2 separate regions of the Homo sapiens genome follow, and region 2 is linked to region 1. Evidence: chromatin contacts called from ENCODE Hi-C or POLR2A ChIA-PET data. All regions are on one chromosome and are shown on one strand. Each heading gives the region's core, a stretch centred on a gene start or an enhancer-like site at or near the end of the contact. The rest is flanking DNA. Distances are from core to core; before and after follow the strand shown. Region 1 has its middle 150 kb from the start of LINC02621. Region 2 overlaps LINC02625 (long intergenic non-protein coding RNA 2625).

Region 1 (4,923 bases), core at 1,938-4,437:
AGAGTTCATAAATGAAACCAAAATCATACGGGAACTAAGATATGAAATGGCAACACTTTAAAACAGTGAGGAAAAGGCAATTAATCAGTAAACAGTGCTAGATCAATTGACTGGAGAAAAAAAATAAAGCTGGATCCTTACTTCAGTTATTTTAGTAACATCAATTCCAGATGGATCAAAAATTTAAATGTAGGGCCGGGAGCAGTGGCTCATGCCTGTAATCCCAACACTTTGGGAGGCCGAGGCGGGCAGATCACAAGGTCAGGAGATCGAGATCATCCTGCTAACACGGTGAAATCCCGTCTCTACCAAAAATACAAAAAAATTAGCCGGGCATGGTGGCAGGTGCCTGTTAGTCCCAGCTACTCAGGAGGCTGAGGCAGGAGAATTGCTTGAACTCCGGAGGCAGAGGTTGCAGTGAGCCGATATTGCACCACTGCCCTCCAGCCTGGGTGACAGAGCGAGACTCCGTCTCAAAAAAAAAAAAAATTAAATATAGAAAATGAGCTATAATGGTTCTAGGAAAATAAATGACTGTGTTTAAGCTCCTGGAATAGGAAAGGCCTTTCTAGGAAGGATTCAAAACCCAGAGACCATAAAGTTAAATTTGACTATATAAAAATTGTGATTTTTTTTTGGAGGGGTGGGTAAAAATATACCCTCAACTAAGAGAAGAAACGAGTGACAAGTTGGGAAAATATTTATAATGGATGTGACAGGAAAAGAGCTAATTGCTTTCATTTTCAAAAAGCTTTTGTAAATAAAATAGAAAACGAACAATCCAATAGGAAAAAAAAATTGACAAAGCTTATCAGTAGTTAATTACCAAAAAGTGAAAATAAGACATAGTAAGTATGAAAATATGCTCAATATTATTTGTAAGTAAAATAATGAAAATTAAACAGCAGCAACAGATTGTTTCTTAACTCATGTTATGAGAACCTACAGTGATGAGTCCTGTTCTGAGAAGGCTATTGACAGGCAAGCACTGTCAGACACTGATGTGGGGCAGGGGTGGTGGACTGGTTCATTTCTGGAAGGAAGCTTGACAAAGTCCATCTACTTTTAAAGGTACATATTATTTTACTCAGTAATATTTGCTTGCTAAGAATTTACCTATATAATTATCCCTGCACATGTTGGTCAAGAGATATGTACAGGTGTGTTCCCTGTGGCATTGTTTGTAACAGCAACAAGGAAAAGTAACCCATCAGTAAGGGATAGTTACATAGCCTATGGGGCTCCTCCTATCTGATAGATTATTATCAGCTGTGAAAAAGAATGAAGTAGCTTTCTGTATATCAGAGACAGGGAAAAAAGAGGTAGAGGACTGTGTGTACTGAATCATTCTTTTTATGTCAATTTTATAGGAATAGATGGACAGACAGACATGCACACTGGTCTAGAAATAAACACATTTTCTAAAAGCAATAAAAAATATTTTACAAGTGGCTACTTTTGGGCAGAGACAAAGAGCTGATGCATGAAGACTTTTATGTTTCATTTCATACTTTACTATTGGAAGTTTTAAAAATACATAGGTGAATTACTTTCATTCGTTAAAATATGGACATGGATTACCTGAGTAGTGAGATGATGAACTTTTTTTCTTCTTATTATTATTATTAATAGTATTATTATTATTATTATTATTATTACTATTTTGAGACAGGGTCCCACTGGAGTGCGGTGGCACAATCTCAGCTCACTGCAACCTCCACCTCCTGGGTTCAAGAGATTGTCCTGCCTCAGCCTCCCGAGTAGCTGGGATTACAGGTGTGTGCCACCACACCTAGCTAATTTTTATATTTTTAGAAGAGACGGGGGTTTCACCATGTTGGCCAGGCTGGTCTGGTCTCAAACTCCTGACCTCAAGTAATCCACCCGCCTTGGCCTCCCAAAGTGTTGGGATTAGAGCCGTGAGCCACCATACCCAGCCATTATTTTTTATTTTTATTTAATTAATTTATTTTGAGACAGGGTCTCACTCTGTCACCCAGGCTGGAGTGCAGTGGCACGATCATGGCTCACTGCAGCCTCAACTTCCCAGGCTCAAGGGATCTTCCCACCTCAGCCTCCAGCTGAGAACTACAGGTGCATACCACCACGCCTGGCTAATTTTTTGTATTTTTTTTTTAGAGCGGGGGTTTCACCATGTTGCCCAGTCTGGTCTCAAATTTCTGAGCTCAAGTGATTCACCTGCCTCAGCATCCCAAAGTGTTGGGATTACAGGCGTGAGCCACTGCACCCAGACTTTTTCTTCTTTAAATGTCTATAGTTTATAAAAAATAAAAGTAAAAAATAAAAATAAAAAATAAAATAAAATAAAAAGTGGGAGAGCCAGGCGTGGTTGCGCATACCTGTAGTTCCAGCTACAGAGGAGGCTAAGGCTTGTGGCCAGGAGTTTAAGACTGTAGTACATGCCTGTGAATAGCCACTGCACTCCAGCCTGGGCAACATAGCAAGATCCTGCCTCTAGAGAAAAAAAAAGTGTGGAAGAGGCAGCAATAAAGAAAAAGATACCAGATAATGTTTTGACCAAAAAGATTTAAGTTCAAATGGTGGCCTGTCCAACACTGCTAGGGTCCCAGGAAGAGCTATTTCTAGAGCAGGAGACTTTCCATCAGCTCACAGATCCCCCCACTTGCCACCCATAATAATGGTTCCCCCATATGTAGCCATCAGAGAGCTTGGCTTCAGCATCAAGAGAGTTAAAATGAATGAAAGGAAATCAGGCTTAAAAGAGAATGTCATTATGATTTGTGCAAGCATTTCCTCTCTATAGATAAAGTGGAGTGAGATGGCAAAAACAGATACAGGCTCACCTCATGCTTTTCCTCCCCTCTGCTTAGTTGGGCAGACTGAGATGGCTTATATCCCTCCTACCTTCTTATGAACCCTGCATGTCCCAGGGGCCTAACCATGCAGCAGCCTTCAGCTGCATGACTCCAGGACCTGCAGGACCCCAGGAATGTGTCCTATGATCCTGGCTGAGTTTTCTCCCATCTGTCACCCATCTCCTAAGCTCTTCCTCTCCCATGGCCTTCTTGGGAAGTTCTTTCCAGTCAATCTTTACTGGTCATTCCTTGAGGCCAGCTTAGCCTCAGGCAGGGTGCAAGAGATGGTAAAACCAGTTTCTACACTTACAGAACTGCTGGATGCTTCTGAAGAGTCTCAGAAAACAATTAGGCAGCCATGTGAAAGTAAAGAGGTAAAGAATTTCAGCCAAGTAAGATGAAGCAGGTGTTGTTGGTTGGCTGACCCAATCTCCAACTCATCTCTTCTTTATCCATACAGCAAGGGGCTCCCCCACAACACCATTTGGGCAAAGAAATAAAAGCAGAAGTATCTGTGAGACTCCTAAAAAAGACCTTTAAAAAGGACAAATCCAACTGGCATGTTCTTTTGGCCTTTTGCTCCTTCCCTGTTTTTCTTCTTTTGGGAATGTGGCCATGAGGCTGCAGGTGGAGTCGCCATCTTACAACCAGTGGCAACATGTCTGAGGGTGAAAGTAACATGCTAAGGAGGGCACAGTGGAACAGAGCAAAGCTGAGTCTCCCCTGACATCCCTGGGCCACTACACTAGGCCTGATGATGCTCATCTACATGTTTCATTATGTGAGAAAAATAAGCTTCCCATTTGTTTAAGGTGCTATTAATGGGATGTTCTGTCATTTGCAGCCAAATCTGCTATTAAATGGTTAACATGGTGTTAAGAGGAAGTGGCTCTGATATAACAGAAAGTGCATGGGCTTTGGAATTGCATGATTTGGCTTCAAATTCTAGTACTGTGACTTATATACCAGGGTAAGTTATCACTTAACTTTTCTGGGTCCTTGTCTCCATAAGTAAAAAAATAGGGCTAATAAAGCTACTCAAACAGATGTCTGCAGTATCCATAGAAAGGGGAAGTGAAAGTAACTGTATATAATAAGTTCCAGCTCAATAAATATCTGATACAACTTTGTTGAGAATGTGGAAGGACATTGAGGAAGTGAGGCTTAGCTGGAATACAAATAAAGCAAGAGGAGGCAAAATGTAATTCAGAAGAAGTAGAGTATGGGAAAAGATTGAGAAATTTCAACAAAAAGGTGTAGTAGGCAAATCATCTTGTCTCTTTAAATAGACCTGAAATCTAGTCTCCCATAGAAACCTCAGGCCGAATGCAACTGTGGCCCAGAAGAATGAGAGAAGAAGGTATCCTTTAGCCCAGGGCTGGAAACCCTCCAGAGAATTCCCAACACCAAAAAGGAAAGAAATATCCTCATTAACATTTCCCTTCTCGTCTTCCTTGTTCCTTTTTCTGCTTTTCCTCCCTCCCTTCCTTTTTTCCTTTTTCCTTCTTTCCTAGATCAAAATTATTTCAAAACCATGGAAGGCAGACACAGTTTGTTCTGACTCACAGTGGATAGAAGATAGGGCCTGGATTTTACACCTTCTAATCTATTTTAGACACAAAGAAAATTTCTGCATTCTCCTATTCCCTCCCGCAAAGAAAAGGCATCACAATGTAGCCCCTGGATGTCAAATAAAGAGTCAGGAGCCCTCGGTCCTGCTCTGTGTATGTTCTTGGATGGTCTCCTAACCTCCAAATTTCAATTTTCTCATTTATCAATTGGGAGTATGAGGAAGGGGGCGGGCAATAGGGGAGGAGCTACCTAGGTAAGCTCTCAAGTTCCTTAACTTCTATTTATTAGCTTCTTGCAGTCCCTGGGGCGATAAGAGAAGGTTAAATTTCTCATTAATCCTATAAATATCTATGGAGCACCAACCCTGTACCAGGAACTGGTTTAACCACCGGAAATACTACTATGAAAGAAATAGATGGCATCCTATATCTTGATGAAGGAGACAGAAAATAAACACACAAACAAAGAAATTGGACAATTTCAGAGAAGCAGTGAAGAAGAAAATACAACTAAG
Region 2 (4,848 bases), core at 652-3,151, 320 kb before region 1:
TGATCTTTGTAAGCTCTTATTCCTTGTATGAAACTCATTTCTGCTAAAAATGACTATACTGAATTATGTTATGTACAACTAAACTCTGACAGAAATACTTCCTTCCCACATAGGCAATCAAGTGACTTAATACTTGGCCCTTCATCTTCTCAGATGAAACGGTTGATAAACTAATTCACAATAAATAGTCAGTGACTAATATAGCAACTTCTTATGAATAATGGCCTTAATCAAAGCAAAAGATTCTAATGGTAGACAACCATGAATGGTCTATGATGTTGATGGAGATTTTTTTTCCTAGGCAAGAAGGCAAAGGTTTTTTTAAATTTAAAGAAGTTGTTATTAGTTGTTGCTGATGATGATAATGTCGGCAGTGATGTTTAAAAGCTGTCCTCACTTGTAAAGTTCCCTGGGCTGACAACTTCAACTCACCTAACCCTCTAACTGGGGCTAAAAACACCATGATCACGACTCAGTTTTTTGCCTCTCACTGCAAACTTCATGTATGGAGGTTTCATGAAACTATACAGAGAAAAGTTGCCATATAAGAAAATGAACAAGGGTTCTAGCATCTCTCTGAAAATTGATAGTGCACTTTTAGATAGAAGACAGAGAACAGGCTGAGGAAGAAGGCAAATAGGTAGACAGAGATGATTGACAATGTCCACGTGCACATCCACAGATGTTCCTGAATCAGCTACTTTGTCAAGACCCCACCCTAGGTGCTTCTGGTAAAGAGGTAAGGCTTGTCCTGGCTTCCAGGATCTCACAGTGTAGGGGAACAAGGGAAATTGCCATTTCTTAATCACTTATCGTTTGCTAGTAGACTTTGTTGATTTCATTCATACAATAAATATTTTGTTTTTGTTCTAGTTTATGAGACAGATGAATAAGTTAGGTTTCCTAATCCCTTATAGAGGGAGCCAGACATGACATCAGTACTTACACAAAACGTTTTCAATTATAACTGAGGCAAGTACTACAAGGAAAATCATAGCACATGGTCTAATGGAGGAGGAGGAGGAGTTAGCATGACTTGGTCTGAGGGTCCATGGAAGCCCTCCCAGAAAAAAGCTGTTCCAGCTGGGTTCTGGGGCCAAGCATGAATTAGTCCAGTGGAAGGAACAGCACCAGCAAAGGCCCTGAGTTGGAAGGAGCTTACTCCAAGAATAAGGTACATATTATTATCCCCATTTTACACATGAAGTAGCTGAGATCTACAAAGATTAAGTAACTTCCTAAGGTTATGCATAACACATAAACTCAAAGATAGCGATCTACCATATAATCCAGCCTCTCCTAGAAGCAGAAACAAAGATACACGGCAGCCTTTAAAAACAATTATCAGGAGACCCTCTCATGCCCCTCAAGGCCACTGCTCCTCCTGAAGGAGCTAAGGACAGGTTTTCATTTGCTCACTCTACTGGGCTCCAGATCAAATTAAATTAAAAGCCAGCTATTTCAGACGAAAAAGTCCTGCGTCCTTTTTGGGAATAAAATCGTCTTCCCTCCTCCCCAGGGCCTTTCATACCATTATGGTGCAGTCCCAAGCTATCAATGATAGTGAAAAAATGGGGCTTTGCGATAGAGGAAAGAGGCTATTCAAACTGCTCCTGATTTCTATAAAAGAGAGATCTTTTGATCTTTGAAACAGCCATAGGGCAGTTTGATCTTTCTCAAACTCATTTATTTTAGATTCTTGCAAATTTCTTTTCTGTAGGTTTACTTCCTCAGAAAACTCAATATTCAATTGAACAGTGACTTTTATACATTGAAATGCAATATTGAATAACTGAAGCCTAATAAATGCCATCCCGCCTATATAGGATATTTTAAAAATCATAAAAGGGCTGATTGAGCCCGATCCAGGCAAAGATGACAAAGCGAATTCAATGCTTCTTTTGAAAATGAGTCATGGTCAGAAATACTCACTTTGACCAAAAGCATTTCTTTGAATGCCAGAGGTAAATTTGCTCACTTTCATTTTCTGCCTGGGTTTCAGATCGGCCCTGCAGAACTGAACAAAATCAACTCTGAGAGGCCCTGGCAGCTGTTCCAGATGTAAATGTGAACAGGATACTGAGATTGGGCCTATTTCCTTCTATGTGTTATTTTCAAATTATGCAGATAATATTCAGATATGGGTCTATCAGACTTGGCATATTTTTTTCAGGGAGGAGTAAATCATTGCTATTCTCTGCTGCATTAACATTCCCCAGGACCACCCTCTCTTTTTTTCTTAGAAAAAGGATATTTTCTTGTCACGAGCCTCTAAATTACTGGCACAAGAAGAATCTGACATATGTTCCCAGTCGTGGGGGGGCTCATGGGAGGACAGGTACAACATACTCAATAGATTAGCCAAAAGAAACAGCCTTTGATGTCAGGGAACCTTTCCAAATTTCATGTAAGACTCAAACAATCTGTGGCAAATCAAAGTTCTCAATCAGAACTTCTGTCCCACTTCTCTTGGTGCAGCTATGGCTGGAGGAACTTTTGTTTTAACTCTTTGTAGATTATTACTCAGTTTGAGAGTGTGTTTCTCTCATGACCCTTCCAACATTATGAACTTTAAGAAGATCGATAACTTCATTCTCCATCTTCATCTTAACACATGCACTTTTTCCCTCTTGGATATGTGTTTTAGGAAAATGCAGATTAGCATTGCCAAAGAGCCAGTTGTTTTTAGCAACATTCCCCTCGGTGTGACCTCCTAAGAAGGTCTGATTTTATAAACCATTAAAGGAACACTACGTTTTCCATACTCCCTGTATCAGCTAAAGGCTGGAAAGGGCAGCAAAAGCAGGATCTCCATGGAGGAGGAATGATAACCACTTGGAAGAAGATGGTGGAGAAAAAGCAGGCATTGGCTATGCACAGAAGATGTCGGTCTTGCTTTAACAATCTCCCTTAAGGCCTGCTGCCCCACACTTTCCTTATGGTGTCAGCATTCCAAGAACATTCTTTGGGAACCAGAGACAAAGATGGCACCAATACCTCAGAGCCTTTTGATTAAAGAGTTGTCGTTTTCCATCTTGGGACCGTGGAAAACAACTTTTACATAAGAAAGTTTCTCTCAAGGGTGAGTAAACTATCCACAGCTTAAAAATAAAAATTGATAATTAATGTCCATGAAAGGGCTCTAAAGAAAAGATTCCCAGCAAATCAAAGGTAAAATTCTGAGCTCATATGACTATATCCATAGACATGTCCGTGCCTGTCTCTAGAGCCATTAGCTATCCAAGAGACATTGGAGGAAAGAAATTATTATTTCCTTAGAAGCAAATGGAGGCTTCCTTTTCCTTCCATCAAGAACACTTTAAAACAAACAAACAAACAAACAAAAAACAATATCTGGATTTCTAGACACTCAGAAATATGTTATTCATAGGTTTCTTACACTTCCGGGCCTAGAACATAAGGTAGCATGTTCTAAGAATAATGTTCTGAGAGGAACGTAAGATATAAAAGAACTAATGTCATTCAAGGCACAGTAATACAATCCAAAGACAAAACAGCACCACACACATCTTACAGGGCATGTGCTCTGTGTCTAGTCTATCACTGGTTTGAAAAACTCTAGTGGAATGAGATTACCTTTGTCACTCAGTTAGCACCACTTGTCACCTTTCATTGACTCTGCTGTTTCCCGTTTATAATTTCAGCAGGAGATTGAATCAAGCTGTAGACTTATGGAATAACGCCCCCAGACATTCACCCAAGAGTAGTTTAGGCAAAGTTTTCTGTGTCAGGAATAAAAATGTTGAATTTGAAAATGAAGTACAACCAAGTGGAAATATAAAATGGCAGAGGAGGGCCAGATGTGATGGTTCGCACCTATAATCCCAGCACTTTGGGAGGCTGAGACAGGCAAATCACTTGAGCTCAGGAGTTCAAGAGCAGCCTGGGCAACACAGAGAAACCTTGTCTTTACAAAAAAGACAAAAGTTAGCTGGGCGTGGTGGCACACGCCTGTAGTCCCTGCTTCTTGGGTGACTGAGACAGGAGGAACACTCCAGCACAGGAGGCTGAGGCTGCAGTGAGCCCAGATTGCACCACTGTACTCCAGCCTGGATGACAGAATGAGACCCTGTCTCAAAAATAAAATAAAATAAAAAAATAAAATGGCAGAGGAAGGCTGCCTGCCTAATTAGAGTGGTGGAACAAAGTTATGAAGCAGGAATGCTTAATATCAGGAGAAAAATGGAGGATTATGGCTTTAAATAAATGGGACTCACTCTCCTACCAGCATCTTCCCCATTCCAATGCAATCCTCCACACTAGACCATCTGCCAGTTGCTCTGGCAGGAGTGTGTCACCAAGTAGAATGGATCCACTAATTCTGGGATAAAGTCAAGAAAATTCCTCCAATGCAGAACACAACACTAACCTCAGTGACTGTAGCCCTTATATATCCAACGATCTTCTAGGGAAGCAAGAGAGAAAGCACCAATAAAATTCCAAAGCAAAAAGATAAACATCACTTGTAAATGAAGCAATGGGGTACAATTTGGAGCAAATGTTCACTGATAATAAATCAAAAGCTCAATATTTGCCCCCTCAGGCCTCCCCAAACTTCCCATCAGTAAAATGCTATCAAAACAAGCAAGGAAAAACATATTCCTACTTCAATTTCTATTTCAGTGCAAAATACAGTTCTCAAAATGTCAGTTTCATCTAGTTTGGCCTTTCCAAGAACGTGCATAGTTAATCGTCAATGAACTGTAGTGTTTGGAGGATGCTGTTTAATTGAATTTTCAGGTTAACTGGGGCTAAGCAGAAAACTTTTTTTCTTTTTTGTTTCTAGTAGGAATCCTATAAAGTACTGATGGAATGGAAATGATGGTG

What was found. A loop is a pair of places that touch in the nucleus more often than their neighbours do. ChIA-PET counts read pairs that join two places held with the same protein, here RNA polymerase II (POLR2A). Pooled maps may share reads with other maps.
Region 2: a loop to region 1 is called in a map with no recorded cell type, with 4 times the contacts of the local background. The contact joins two enhancer-like sites. A Hi-C loop is called at or near these places in 1 of 37 single-sample maps with no recorded cell type and 1 of 50 pooled maps. POLR2A ChIA-PET finds 5 or more read pairs at or near these places in 1 of 52 experiments (T-cell).

What each region holds. Positions count from the first base shown.
Region 1 is chr10:62,106,149-62,111,071 of GRCh38, forward strand. No RefSeq gene overlaps it. Among named protein-coding and RNA genes, the nearest start is that of LINC02621, 150 kb to the right of the region's middle. RefSeq lists enhancers at 3,604-3,653, 3,684-3,753. Within about 2 kb of position 3,188, at least 5 of the 41 ENCODE cell types and tissues checked have a DNase peak (open chromatin) inside an H3K27ac peak, as active enhancers do.
Region 2 is chr10:61,784,935-61,789,782 of GRCh38, forward strand. The region is part of intron 3 of LINC02625 (long intergenic non-protein coding RNA 2625); the gene reads right to left. Among named protein-coding and RNA genes, the nearest start is that of LINC02625, 81 kb to the right of the region's middle. Within about 2 kb of position 1,902, at least 5 of the 41 ENCODE cell types and tissues checked have a DNase peak (open chromatin) inside an H3K27ac peak, as active enhancers do.